Linked DNA regions of Mus musculus: region 2 is linked to region 1. The links are chromatin contacts, found by Hi-C or POLR2A ChIA-PET in ENCODE. All regions are on one chromosome and are shown on one strand. Each heading gives the region's core, a stretch centred on a gene start or an enhancer-like site at or near the end of the contact. The rest is flanking DNA. Distances are from core to core; before and after follow the strand shown.

Region 1 (6,630 bases), core at 1,302-3,801:
TGCCTGGAACAGAATAATGGAGCAGGGGAGAATGTGAATAGGATTATAGACTTAAAGAAAAATAAGACGGACATGATCTTATAATTGCTGAGACTCTGTGTTCAGGACATGAGGTGGTCTTCAGGAAATACCCTACTATTGTACATTTTTAAACTAAAATCCTACAAGGAAAATTTCTCTTGCTAATCCCTGCCCCTAAGAGCAATCTCTGTAACAATTTCAATAAAAGTGTAAGCATATATATGTAATCCACGATTTTTAAAACCACAACTGGTAGTTTATTATACACATTTTTTCTCTGACTGATGGCATTTTATGTTAACATTATTTAAACATCTTTTAAACATTATTTTTGCAGGCCTGGAGAGATGGCTCAGGCGTTGAAGAGTACTTGCTGCTCTTACAGAGGACTACAGTTTGTTTCCCAGGGGCCCAGATTGGTGACTCACAACCCTGTAACTCCAGCTTCAGGGGCTCTATCACCCTCTCTGGCTTCTCTGGATATTAGAACACTACCATACATACAGACATTCACATAAATATTTTTATGACAAAGTCTCGTTATACAGTCTTGGCTGGCCTAGTATTCACTATATAGACAACTCTGGTCTTGAATTTACAGAGATCTGCCTGCTTCTGACTTTCAAGTGGTAGGATTAAAGGGGTACACCATCATGCACTGCTAAATAAATCTTTAAAAGAATTTTTTTTCCCAGTACTAGGAATTGAACCTAGAGCTTCACATAGGTGTCCAAGGGTCCTGAGCTATGTCTCCAGACTTTTGTGTAGGGGTGGTTTTAAGACAGAATCTCACCAAGTTACCAAGTTACTCTAGCTAATGAAGAAAGCAATTGTGATCCTATCCGCAAGAGCAGCTGGGATACAGGTGTTCCAAAAGCCACATAACAGCTACTTTTAATATACAAATATGTCTATGCTTTATAGTATTTTGCGGTTTATAACTTACATATTGAGCTTCTTTCAAATCTTTTTGCTGTGACCAAGAGAGTTTGGCCCAACTGTTCACCAATTTCAGGGTTATATACCAACAAAACAAAACGGTTGAAATAGGGCTAATCAGGTTGCTGTATCTAATCTTCAAGTAGCTTATAAATTTAGAATTCAAGTTTTGGGGAAGGGCATTCTTATCACCTTGTAAAATGTCCTGTTTTAAAACACATTCTCTACTCAGTCTTAGAAGATGTAAATACCAAAATCTTTCTCATCTCTCCTAGGTACATTTTTGGGAAGACTGCAAAAAGCCTATTTCCTCTCACCAGGAGGTAAACGCTAGTGGGATAGACTACGCATCTAATCTCATGATCACCAGTATTACATAAGCTTAAGAGATTCAGGTGCATGGGGTCGCAGAGGTGGGAGACGGGAGGCGTTTAGACGGGAATCACGGTTAAAGGAGTCAAAGGAAGTGGATATAGGAGGGAGCAAGGTGGCCATGTTACTGGGTCCTACTATGGATTAATCGGAGTGCTGGAGTCCTAGAAACGAGATAAATGTAGTGTCCGCACAGTGAGAAGTGTGACACATTAAAGCAAAGCACAGCTATATTATGTCTCACACATCTTTTATAAATGCAAACCTTACAGGGATTCACAACATAAAGCAGGAAGCAAAAATCTGCAAGTGGTCCTGCAGGTCGGACCAGTAAGTGGGCTTGCAGGACACTGCGGGCCCTAAGGCGGCCACTGAGACTGGCCAGGGCTCCGCGGCGCTGTTCCCTGTGTCCGCGGGCGGGCAGTGACTCGGTACCGCCCAGGGCGTCAGCGTGACCCGAGGCTCTGTGAACCCTGAACTCACCGCCCCAGCGGGCCGCACAGACCGGGGCAGGCGTTTTCTCGCGCACGGGGGTGGGGCTTTTTCAGGCAGCTAACTAAGATGGTGTCGGCTGGACTGTCCGGGACAGCTGCCTAGGCGGATCGAGTGAGGGCCAGCAGCCGGAAGGACCACCGAGCCCATTGTCCCGCCCAGACAGGACAGTGAGGAGCCCGCAAGTTCCAGACTCGAAGGACCGAAGCACAGGCAAGTACGCCGTAAGGACCTAACAAATGTTTAAGAGAACGCCGAAAGCGCGGGGAGGCGGGCCTGACTCACTGTCACCATCTCGCGACAGCAAAGTGACGTCGCACAGCAAGCGCGTGGTCTTAGTCTTTCACCTTCAGACGCCTCAGTTTATGGGCCTACTCCTTTAAGTGAGTGATGGACAGCGCTTTTATCCAATCATGTTCCTCGTCAACATCCAATCAGATTTAAACTTTCTTCAGCCGCCGGAGAAGTTGGAAGACTGGGGTCGAAAGAGAGCGAGCGAGTGAGCGAGTGAGCGAGCGAGCTCTTTGTCTCTCGCGAGATCGGAGAGAGCCAAATTCTCAGGAAAAAACGCCTGAACTGATGTCCAGACTTCCCGATAGTGATTTAAAAGACGTGGCCACAAACCAATGAAAGGGAAGAGAAGGTGGGATCGCTGCGTTCGCCGTGCTAGAAGTACCGTTACAGGGCAGAGTTTTTGTCCAATCAACGCTTCTAGGCTTTGGGTCAGGTGACCATGAAGTGCGAGGGGCGGAGCTACAGCCTGGCGCGAGGAACCGTTAAGATAGACAACGAATATAACCAATGAGGTACTGGGATTAGGGCGTTGGGAACCCAATAACAGCGTCGGGGCGGGCGCCTTCCCGGAGCGCGGGGAGATGTAAAGACGGACAAATAGTTTTTCCAATGAGAAGGCTGAAGAGTGAATTAATTGACCAATGAGGTCTGCGGGGCGGGAGCCTTTGCCGCGGCGGAGTCCAAGATGGCGGCGTGCGAGTCCGCTGTGTGAAACGAGCGCGGGGTGGCGGGTTAGTCAGCTCCGCAGAGACGACCTCCGGCGACCCTCAACAATGAAAGGAAAGGAGCGCTCGCCGGTCAAGCCCAAGCGCTCCCGTGGCGGTGAGGACTCCAGTTCTCGTGGGGAGCGGAGCAAGAAGTTAGGGGGCTCCGGCGGCAGCAATGGGAGCAGCAGCGGGAAGACGGACAGCGGCGGGTCGCGGCGGAGCCTTCATCTGGACAAGTCCAGCAGCCGGGGCGGCAGCCGCGAGTACGAGACCGGCGGGGGCAGCTCCAGTAGCCGCTTGCACAGTTACAGCTCCCCGAGCACCAAAAATTCCTCAGGCGGGGGCGAGTCGCGCAGCAGCTCCCGGGGTGGAGGCGGGGAGTCACGTTCCTCCGGGGCCGCCTCCTCCGCGCCCGGCGGCGGGGACGGCGTGGAGTACAAGACCCTGAAGATCAGCGAGCTGGGGTCCCAGCTGAGCGACGAGGCGGTGGAGGACGGGCTGTTTCACGAGTTCAAACGCTTCGGTGATGTAAGTGTCAAAATCAGTCACCTCTCAGGTTCTGGCAGCGGGGATGAGCGGGTAGCCTTTGTGAACTTCCGGAGGCCAGAGGACGCGAGGGCGGCCAAGCATGCCAGAGGCCGCCTGGTGCTCTATGACCGGCCTCTGAAGATAGAAGCCGTGTACGTGAGCCGGCGCCGCAGCCGCTCCCCGTTAGACAAAGATGCTTACGCCCCGTCATCCAGCGTGGTCGGGACCTCAGTCGGTAGCCACCGGCACGCCCCTGGAGGAGGGGGAGGTCAGAGGTCGCTTTCCCCTGGAGGTGCTGCTCTGGGATACAGAGACTACCGGTTGCAGCAGTTGGCCCTGGGCCGCCTGCCTCCTCCACCCCCGCCACCATTGCCCCGAGAGCTGGAAAGAGAACGAGACTATCCGTTCTATGACCGGGTGCGCCCGGCCTACAGCCTGGAGCCGAGGGTGGGAGCTGGAGCAGGTGCGGCTCCTTTCCGAGAAGTGGATGAGATATCACCTGAGGACGATCAGCGTGCCAACCGGACACTTTTCTTGGGCAACTTAGATATCACTGTGACGGAAAATGATCTCAGAAGGGCTTTTGATCGTTTTGGAGTCATCACAGAAGTGGACATTAAGAGGCCTTCTCGAGGCCAGACCAGTACCTATGGCTTTCTCAAATTTGAGAATCTAGACATGTCTCACAGGGCCAAACTTGCAATGTCTGGCAAAATTATAATTCGGAATCCAATCAAGATTGGTTATGGTAAAGCCACACCCACTACCCGACTTTGGGTGGGTGGTCTGGGACCCTGGGTGCCTCTTGCTGCCCTGGCACGAGAATTTGACCGATTTGGCACCATTCGAACCATAGACTACCGTAAAGGTGACAGTTGGGCATATATACAGTATGAAAGTTTGGATGCAGCTCATGCTGCCTGGACCCATATGCGTGGATTCCCACTTGGTGGCCCAGATCGTCGCCTCAGGGTAGACTTTGCAGACACAGAACATCGTTACCAGCAGCAATATCTTCAGCCTCTGCCCTTGACCCACTATGAACTAGTGACGGATACTTTTGGACATAGAGCACCTGACCCTTTGAGGAGTGCTCGGGACAGGACACCACCCTTACTATACAGAGATCGTGATAGGGACCTTTATACTGATTCTGACTGGGTGCCACCCCCACCACCGGTTCGAGAACGCAGTGCTCGGGCTGCAACTAGTGCTGTCACTGCTTATGAGCCACTAGATAGCTTGGATCGAAGGAGGGATGGCTGGTCACTGGACAGGGACAGAGGTGATCGGGACTTGCCCAGCAGCAGGGACCAGCCAAGGAAGCGAAGGCTGCCTGAGGAAAGTGGAGGACGGCATCTTGATAGATCACCTGAGAGTGAACGGCCTCGAAAACAGCGTCACTGCACTCCTTCTCCTGACCGAAGTCCAGAACTGAGCAGTAACAGAGATCGCTACAACAGTGACAATGATCGATCATCTCGTCTTCTCCTCTTGGAAAGGTCTTCCCCAGTCAGAGATAGACGGGGCAGTTTGGAGAAGAGCCAGAGCGACAAGCGAGACCGTAAAAACTCTGCATCAGCTGAACGGGATAGGAAGCATCGGACAGCTGCTCCCACAGAGGGAAAAAACCCTCTGAAAAAGGAAGACCGATCTGATGGCAATGCACCCAGTGCCAGCACTTCTTCATCAAAGCAGAAGCCACCTTCCCAGAAACAGGATGGAGGGACAGCTCCTGTGGCAGCATCCTCTCCCAAACTCTGTTTGGCTTGGCAGGGCATGCTTCTACTGAAGAACAGCAACTTCCCTTCCAACATGCATCTGTTGCAGGGTGACCTCCAAGTTGCTAGCAGTCTACTTGTGGAGGGCTCAACTGGAGGCAAAGTGGCCCAACTCAAGATCACTCAGCGGCTCCGTTTGGACCAACCCAAGTTGGATGAAGTAACTCGACGCATCAAAGTGGCAGGGCCTAATGGTTATGCCATTCTCCTGGCTGTACCTGGAAGTTCTGACAGCCGATCTTCCTCTTCCTCAGCCACATCAGACACTGCCGCCTCTACTCAGAGGCCACTTAGGAACCTTGTGTCCTATTTAAAGCAAAAGCAGGCAGCTGGGGTGATCAGCCTCCCTGTGGGAGGCAATAAAGACAAGGAAAACACCGGGGTTCTTCATGCCTTCCCACCTTGTGAGTTCTCTCAGCAGTTCCTGGATTCCCCTGCCAAGGCACTGGCCAAATCTGAAGAAGATTACCTGGTCATGATCATTGTCCGTGGTGCGTCCTAAAGTCCATGTGTAACTTGTATTTACTACTTGACATGGTTCCTTGTTTTGTGATGTGTAATGGGATATAGCATCAGATGAAAATTTCTTTCAATTAGTTTAGTTGATTTTTTTTTTATATATATATATTTTTGTAAACCTTAAAATAGATATTAGGGCAGTTAGTTACTAAGTGAAAGGGATGCCCTGAGGTAGCGGGAAGATAGGTTGCTTTAATTAGGAGTTCTTACCCTCATAATTTTTCTTTAGGTTTTTTTTTTCCTTTTTCAATTTTGAGGGTTTCTTTTTTTTTAAATCCTCAAAATGATAAAACCCCCAATTTTTAAAATTATAATTTGGAGAAAAGTACCTTCTGATAATATTTACTCTGTACTGAAAATGATTTGATTGGTGCATAGAAAATTTAAACTAGAAGCATTGTGTGACAAAAATTTGATCAGGTGTTGCAAAGTCCAATTACTTTAATCAGGTGTTTGAGTATTTCTTTAAATATACAGTTTATTCCCAGAAAGTTTGCTTTAACATATTAGTTTTTGAGTTTTGTATCCCATGTTTGTAGCAGTAACGGGTAAAAGTTGAGGCTTGTGTTATAAACCATTTACATCTTAAACTGGTATGCAAGAAATGAGTAAATGCTTTTAAAATGAGAATTTGTTGGTAAGTTAGGTGCACGATAGTGTTCTTACTGACTTGAGAGGTGTAGCTAATACAGTTTTATTGTGCATACTTCAAAACCAAAAATGAAGGTTTCTGTATCCACTTAAGAAATTTCTGGTTTCAGTAAGAGTTGCCTGCAGGCTTATAAGTAACCCTTTTATTTCCCCTAGTAGACATTAATCAGACATCTGAATTACAGAAGTTTTTAAACGGTGATTGTAAAATGCTCTCAGTATATTTGAAGAAAATGCCTTCAGGTTTTTTTTTTGTTTTTGTTTATGTTTAAACAAGAATAGTGGCATTACATTGGTGACAGTGTTTTGAATATCTTTGAAATTTA
Region 2 (6,630 bases), core at 2,265-4,764, 42 kb after region 1:
TGGCCTTGTTGGAGTAGGTGTGGGTTGTTTAAGGAAGTGTGTCATTATGGGTGTGGGCTTTAAGACCCTCATCCTAGCTCCCTGGATGCCAGTCTTTTCCTAGCAGCCTTCAGATGAAGATGTAGAACTCTCAGCTCTTCCTGCACCATACCTGCCTGGACACTTCTATGCTCCTGCCTTGAAGATACTGGAGTGAACCTCTGAACCTGTAAGCCAGCCCCAATTAAATGTTGTCCTTACAAAAGTTGCTTTGATTATAATGTCTGTTCTCAGCCATACAACCCTAACTAAGACACATACTAAGCCCAGAAACAGTTATATATATAAAGTATGGTGAGTTACAGTGTAACTGCTTTTGTGGAGGAGCTCACAAAGCATACTGAGAAGTTTTTCACTTTTGAGGGAGCTTAAATCTTACGGAAAAGCACACTTGTAATTTACATGGAAATAAATGCATTGCCCTGTTAGGATGTATATTATCCCTATGAGCAGTGAGCTGAGTTCATTGCTAACAGTTTGGTATATTTATGTGCTCCAATAACCATCATCATGTTGCCCAAGTAACATTATTAACCTGATTATTAGCTACTTTTAATTAGCAGTAACTAATCAAATAACTTGTTATCCATTGAAAATAATGCATAAAAGGGTGGGAGAACCAGACTCCAACACCAACAGCATACACCATTTGAGAGGAGGCCCAACCAGGCAGGGCTCTCGGGCTTAAGGCATCTTTAGCTTCCCTATTATTAATGTTTCTATGGAAGGGGAGAAGAAATTCTGTTCTTCAGTAATGAAGCCAGAATTCAACAAATTGTGCTTTATTTGGTAAGTTTTATAATACACAGGTCTAGCTTAGGACCTCTACCCTCCATCCCTCTTTTCTATCATTAGGGAGGAGTAAAGCATTATGTTTTCCCACCTTCAATTTCATACTGATGTTGTCACTCATCTGGACTTGTGTTCCTATCATGTGGGCTGCTTACTGTAAATCCAAGCAGGGCAGGAATGTCAAGAAGAAAGAAGTGTCTTTGTGAGTGTGTCTCAAAATTAAGAAAATGATCTAGGGGTGCTTAAGAGTTATAGGGCTGGGACCACTATGCACAGGGTTATTTGTGGCGCAGCTATGATGGGATCCACCAGTGTTCTAGAACAGACATGCGGGTAATGTACATCACTACTTTTTTTAGATAGCAACTCCAACAGTGTCTCGGAGGCGAGGGTAAGAAGTCTTTCCTTACAATACATGTCAGATACAGAGTATAATTCGAGTTTAAGTTATGGGGGGGGCAGCAGACTGAACTATCCTCAACCCCTACTAATGAAGGGGACTGCCGTGGCTGGCTTTCTATTGCTATGATGAAATACTTGGGAAGGAAAGGGTTCCTTTCAGCTTACAGGCTATAGACCATAACGAAGTCAGAGCAAGATCTGAAGCAGAAGCTATGGAGGAATACTGCTTACTGGCTTGTTTTCCCTGACTTGCTCAGTTTGTTTTCCTAAACAACACAGGACCACCTGTCCTGGGGTGCCAGTGAACTAGGCTCTCCAAACCTATCATTCACCAAGAAAATGTCCTCACAAACTTGCCTACAGGCCAGCCCAATGGAAGCAGTTTCTCAGTTGACATTCCCACTTTCCAGATGCATACAGGTTTGTGTCAAGTAGCTAAAAACAGCATGAGTGGTCTGAAGTATTGTGTACATGTTAGGCTGAGTGGGTGGGCACTTAGTTTCAAGATAAAATCTTAACATGTATGACTGGCTAGTCTTGAACTATCAGCAATCATCTTGCCTCCCTTGCATCCCTTCAACCCTGCCCAGTGCTGGAGTTCTAAGCATCTCCCACACCTGGCAGAGCTGAGTACTTTCTAGGAATGACCTGTGCTAGCTCTTACTTAGTCGAAAATACGATGTCCCCAAATCCCAGTTGCCATTCTGCCAAAGTAGAACTGCCAGCCATGCCTGGAGCATTCTCTGATTGAGAGATGATGAAGAGGCAGCGGAGAGGCCTGGATGGGAAGGCTTCTCCTTTCTCTCAGGGGAACAAACAGCTCAGCTTCTGGGTTCAGCCAAGGTGGCCTCTGATCTTAGCAGTTTGGGCAAGTTCCTGGCTTCCTGTCTACTCAAATCTCAAGATTCCTTCATCGATCTTGTTAGACTGCTTTGAGCTTTTCTTCGTACAGTTCAGCACTTGGAAAGGGGAAAGAAACACTTACCAGGAAAAAATGAAGCACGACCATCCACCCCCATCCTCCATCAAGGGGTTTGGTGTAAGGGGAGGGCGTTTTTTCCTTCTTCACCATGATGCTTCCTGTAGGCTACATGCGGAGATCACTGGAACAGATGCAAAACAGTTGATTCAGTAGTCAAGAAAGTAATCTAACTGTAAGTGGGATATTTTGTTTGTCTTTTTGGTTGGTTTTAAGACCTGCTTTGTGGCTCCACCTGGCCTAGAACTTGTGGCTGTCCTTCCTTTACTTCCTGAAGGCTGCGATTATAGGTGTGCATGTTAAACTATTAAATTTTATTTTGTTCCATGGTATGAAACTTTTCACTTTTCCGTTCCCCCTTAGTTACGTGAAGTCTGCCTGATGTTAATAACCTCGAGTCCCTGATGGGAATGGCCACTCTACTTGTGCTCAGGATCTCCATCAGCTGTAAGCCAGTTTTAGAGGAAGCCATGTGTTACCCATCCATTCCTGTGAACCAGCCCTTGAATCTAAAGAAAAGTTAAATGGGAGGGGGCTCTTGGGTTTAGACAGCCCCTTTTTATGGAGCTTAGGTATTTTAAAGAACTAGATAGCCCAACAAAGTAACTTATCTCTTTAGAGGATACTAGATCAGAAAAACAAATTGGGAAGCCCACTTAGGAAATATGAGTGATTTGAAATAGAGGGTACTAAATAGGTTAAATATTTTGGTTGTGGTGGTGAACTTATGATTCTGCAGGAGACTAGTCTCCACCTTAGGAGAGAGATGCTAAGCATTCAAGATTAGAATGTCATAGTGTGCTAACTTCAGACAGAGTTGAGTAAATAAATACCCACATATTGAGAAAGAACGTGTTCTGAGGAATGGATGTTATCCTCATCTGTCCTTGTGAAAGCAGCCAGGTGTGTATGCGACGCATGTGTGTGTGTTTAGTGTCTAAAAAAGTAAGGTCTGTTAGATTAGACAGAAAGATGCCAGTTGTGAGATGTGTGTGTGTGTGTGTGTGTGTAGGGGGAGAGATTTCTATTAGATAATTCTAGACAGAGAGATTCTAGTCATTCCAGGTCCCTGAGAAGACCAACCCATCACCCAATTTCAATTCCACTTCACCTTACCTTTAAGCAAATGAATCCTCTAGAGACAAGAAAATTTCAGGTGAAAAATTATTTTCCCTAAAACGTTACTCTCTTTCTAAGGCTTCCCATTCCGCTGCTTGGTGGAAACAACCAGGCACTGTAGTCAAGCGGGGGCAGCGCTGAGGTTTAGCAGCTCCTGCCTGTGGACTTTACTTCCTGAGGGAGGAGGAGGAAAGGCTGTAACTTGAGAACAACTCAGGCCAGCCTTCCAGCCAGCCCACAAGGTACACTTTTTTCACCTCCGGCCAAAAGCCATTGGGTAAACCAAGGAGAAAATCTTCTCAAGTCTGGGATGGGGGATGGGACTCCAGATTTTTGAAAGTTGTCCAAAGTTCCTCAGGGAGGCTGAGACTAGTTTATAAAAGAAGCATAAAAGTCTTCCAGAGACGGGGGAGCTCTTTCTGGACCACAAATGGCAGTGCTGGAGCTGAAGATAGTGCTCCATGCTAGATAGTGCTCCATGATAGAGTGCCTGCTTAACGTGGGTACCTGGGTTTAGTCCATCTTAGCAAACCCACTGCAGTCCTTAGTAAATCCAGGCTGCTCTGTGCCCCTTTGTGCCCTCTGACTCAGTAGTATGATTAATTTGGGGTTTCAGGCCCCATTTTAATCGCTTTTTTGAACCCGATTACTTTAACTTTCCATGAAGATATATACTTACAGTAATTTTAATGAAACTTTTTCTTACTGAATTTTGGGAATAATTAAGGCTGAGTCCTAGAAAATTACCCGAATAATTCAACATTCCAGTCCAATTTCCTTCCTTAGCTCCACCTTCCACATTAAAAAAAAAAAAAGTCAACAAAATAGTGCCTTTGATCTCCTACACCAACATTCCAGGTTTTAATCCAGAGTGTATTTTAAGCCCAAGTATGGTTTCTTTGTTTGATCTGGAAATCTGCACCTTTGTTCTGTTTTTTAAACATGGGCTTCTCATCCTCTTAAAGCCCATCTCTAATTTTTCTTATTAAAATTCTTAAAGAAGGATGGCTTAGTTTGGGAGAACGCTCCGTGAACGCAACCATGGAAACATGATGCAGATATGGGTGTTGGTGGGAAAGATCAAAGAAACAGTCAGCAGAAGGCAAAACACAGAGGAAGAGATAATTATATACTCCAGAAATGTTTTTAGTGACCATCCATGGGACTGTTTTCAAGGTCTTTGGTGGCAGGATTGATACTCTTGAAACGTTGAGGGCTAGTGAGTAATGCTGGTTTGGATAGAAGCTCAACGTTGCATTTTAAGTCTTGAAATCCTGAACAAGCTAACCTCTTTGAATTTGTTTCGAAAGCTATAAAATGTTATTAATACTATTTTACAAGATTGTTTAGGATCAAGAATATTTCTTACTGCAGTGTATGGTAGCTCGCACTTACAGTCTCAGCATACAATGCAGAAGTAAGGAGGATTGCTGAGTTTGAGCAAATTGGGGTTAAAGTCAGACCCTGCCAGGCCGGGGGTAGTGGCACACGCCTTTAATCCTAGCACTCAGGAGGCAGAGGCAGGTGAATTTCTGAGTTCGAGGCCAGCCTGGTCTACAGAGTGAGTTCCAGGACAGTCAAGGCTACACAGAGAAACCCTGTCTTGAAAAACCAAAAAAAAAAAAAAAAAAAAAAGTCAGACACTGCCCCCACTCCCACTCCCTCCCCCCAAAAAAGAAAAAACTGTGATGCATTCTTGTTAATAAGAGGAAAGACTTGTTAAGCTATCTGGGATACTAGTTAATATTTCAGCATCTGTAACTACTGATTCAATGTTGCATTTACGGGGTCTTTAAACATATGAATATCTCAGCCTATAACCGTTTTTAGCTTCTGTCCCTAAAGCTATTTGGTAAGAATTTACTATTATTTCTCTTTTTAAAAAAGATATTTATTTTTATTTATGTGAGTACACTGTAACTGTCTTCAGACACACCAGAAGAGGGCATCAGATCCCGTTACAGATGGTTGTGAGCTCCATTTGGATGCTGGGAATTGAACTCAGGACCTCTGGAAGAGCAGTCAGTGCTCTCAACTGCTGAGCCATCTCTCCAGCCCCTCCCCCTCATAACTTTTTTATTTTTTGGTTTTTCGAGACAGGGTTTCTCTGTGTAGCTCTGGCTGTCCTGGAACTCACTCTGTAGACCAAGCTGGCCTCGAACTCAGAAATCTGCCTGCCTCTGCCTCCCAAGTGCTGGGATCAAAGGCGTGCGCCACCACGCCCGGCTCCCCCCATAACTTCTTATTACCATTGTTCTGCTGTCTGATAACTTATGAATACTCTTCAGCCCTTGGGACTCAGAGTTTAGCACAACACTACTAGGTTAGGAAAGTCACCCAGCTGAACCTTTCCTTGTCCTGGTTGAGTCCTTAGTTGTAAAAAGTTGGCTCCCAGCTGGGCAGCACACAGGAAGCAGAGGCAGGTGGATCTTTGAGTTTGAGGCCAGCCTGGACTACACAGTGAATTCCAGGATACCCAGGGTTACACAGAGAAACACTGTCTCTAGAAACTAACAAACAAAAGGTCGGCTCACAAAGCTGGGCATAGGGGCACATGCCATTGATTCCAGCACTCAGGAGTCAAAGGTAGACAGATCTCTGCATTCAAGGCCAGCCTGGTCTACAGAGTGAGTTCCAGGACAGCCAAGTTTATGCAGAGAAAACCCTGTTTCAACCCCTACCTCCACTTCCCACTTCTGGCTAGCATTTGGGAACTTAGCCTTCAGGGGAATTTCTACTATTACTGTTCCTATAGGGAGCAAACAATCTGACTTATGCTAAACACTCCCTTCTGGGAACCTGGAACTTGGACATTTGCTAGTAGAAAATGCTCATGTGATCAGTCTCCTCTGGGCACTGGGTGTATAATGACTTCTGCAGCTGAAGATATTTCATAAATGTTATCACCACTCGGTGCTGGAGAAATTCAGTGCATTCTATGGGACTTGACTGAAGGAGAGTTCTTGGAACTTTTTGCCCTGCTTCTTTTCTCGTTTTGTCCCAAACACCATTTCTCTTTGTCAGTTCTCCTTTTACTATAATAAACATGATTACAGGAAAATGTTGCATCTTTCGAGTCCCAGTGGATCATCAGAACTGAGTATCTTAGTTAGGGAAACACTATGACCAAAAAGCAAGTTGGGGGTAAATACCTAATAAAAAAAAATTGGAGGAAAAAAAAAAAAAAAGCAAGTTGGGGAGGAAAGGGTTTATTTGGCTTACACTTCCATATCAATTCATCTTCAAAGGAAGTCAGGACAGGAACTCAAACAGGGCAGGAACTTGGAGGAAGGAGCTAA

What was found. Hi-C counts contacts between places; a loop is a spot of excess contacts on that map. ChIA-PET counts read pairs that join two places held with the same protein, here RNA polymerase II (POLR2A).
Region 2: a loop to region 1 is called in a map of left cerebral cortex, with 2.1 times the contacts of the local background. The contact joins the promoter of Slc16a4 here to the promoter of Rbm15 in region 1. A Hi-C loop is called at or near these places in 1 of 37 maps with a recorded cell type or tissue (left cerebral cortex). POLR2A ChIA-PET finds 5 or more read pairs at or near these places in 3 of 5 experiments (Patski and embryonic stem cell).

The regions. Positions count from the first base shown.
Region 1 is chr3:107,329,210-107,335,839 of GRCm38, reverse strand. Rbm15 (RNA binding motif protein 15) reads left to right here and starts at 2,551. Exons shown (of 2, transcript NM_001045807.1): 1 at 2,551-5,625. The coding sequence starts at 2,760.
Region 2 is chr3:107,288,114-107,294,743 of GRCm38, reverse strand. Slc16a4 (solute carrier family 16 (monocarboxylic acid transporters), member 4) reads right to left here and starts at 3,514. Exons shown (of 9, transcript NM_146136.2): 1 at 3,329-3,514; 2 at 2,219-2,336. The coding sequence starts at 2,305.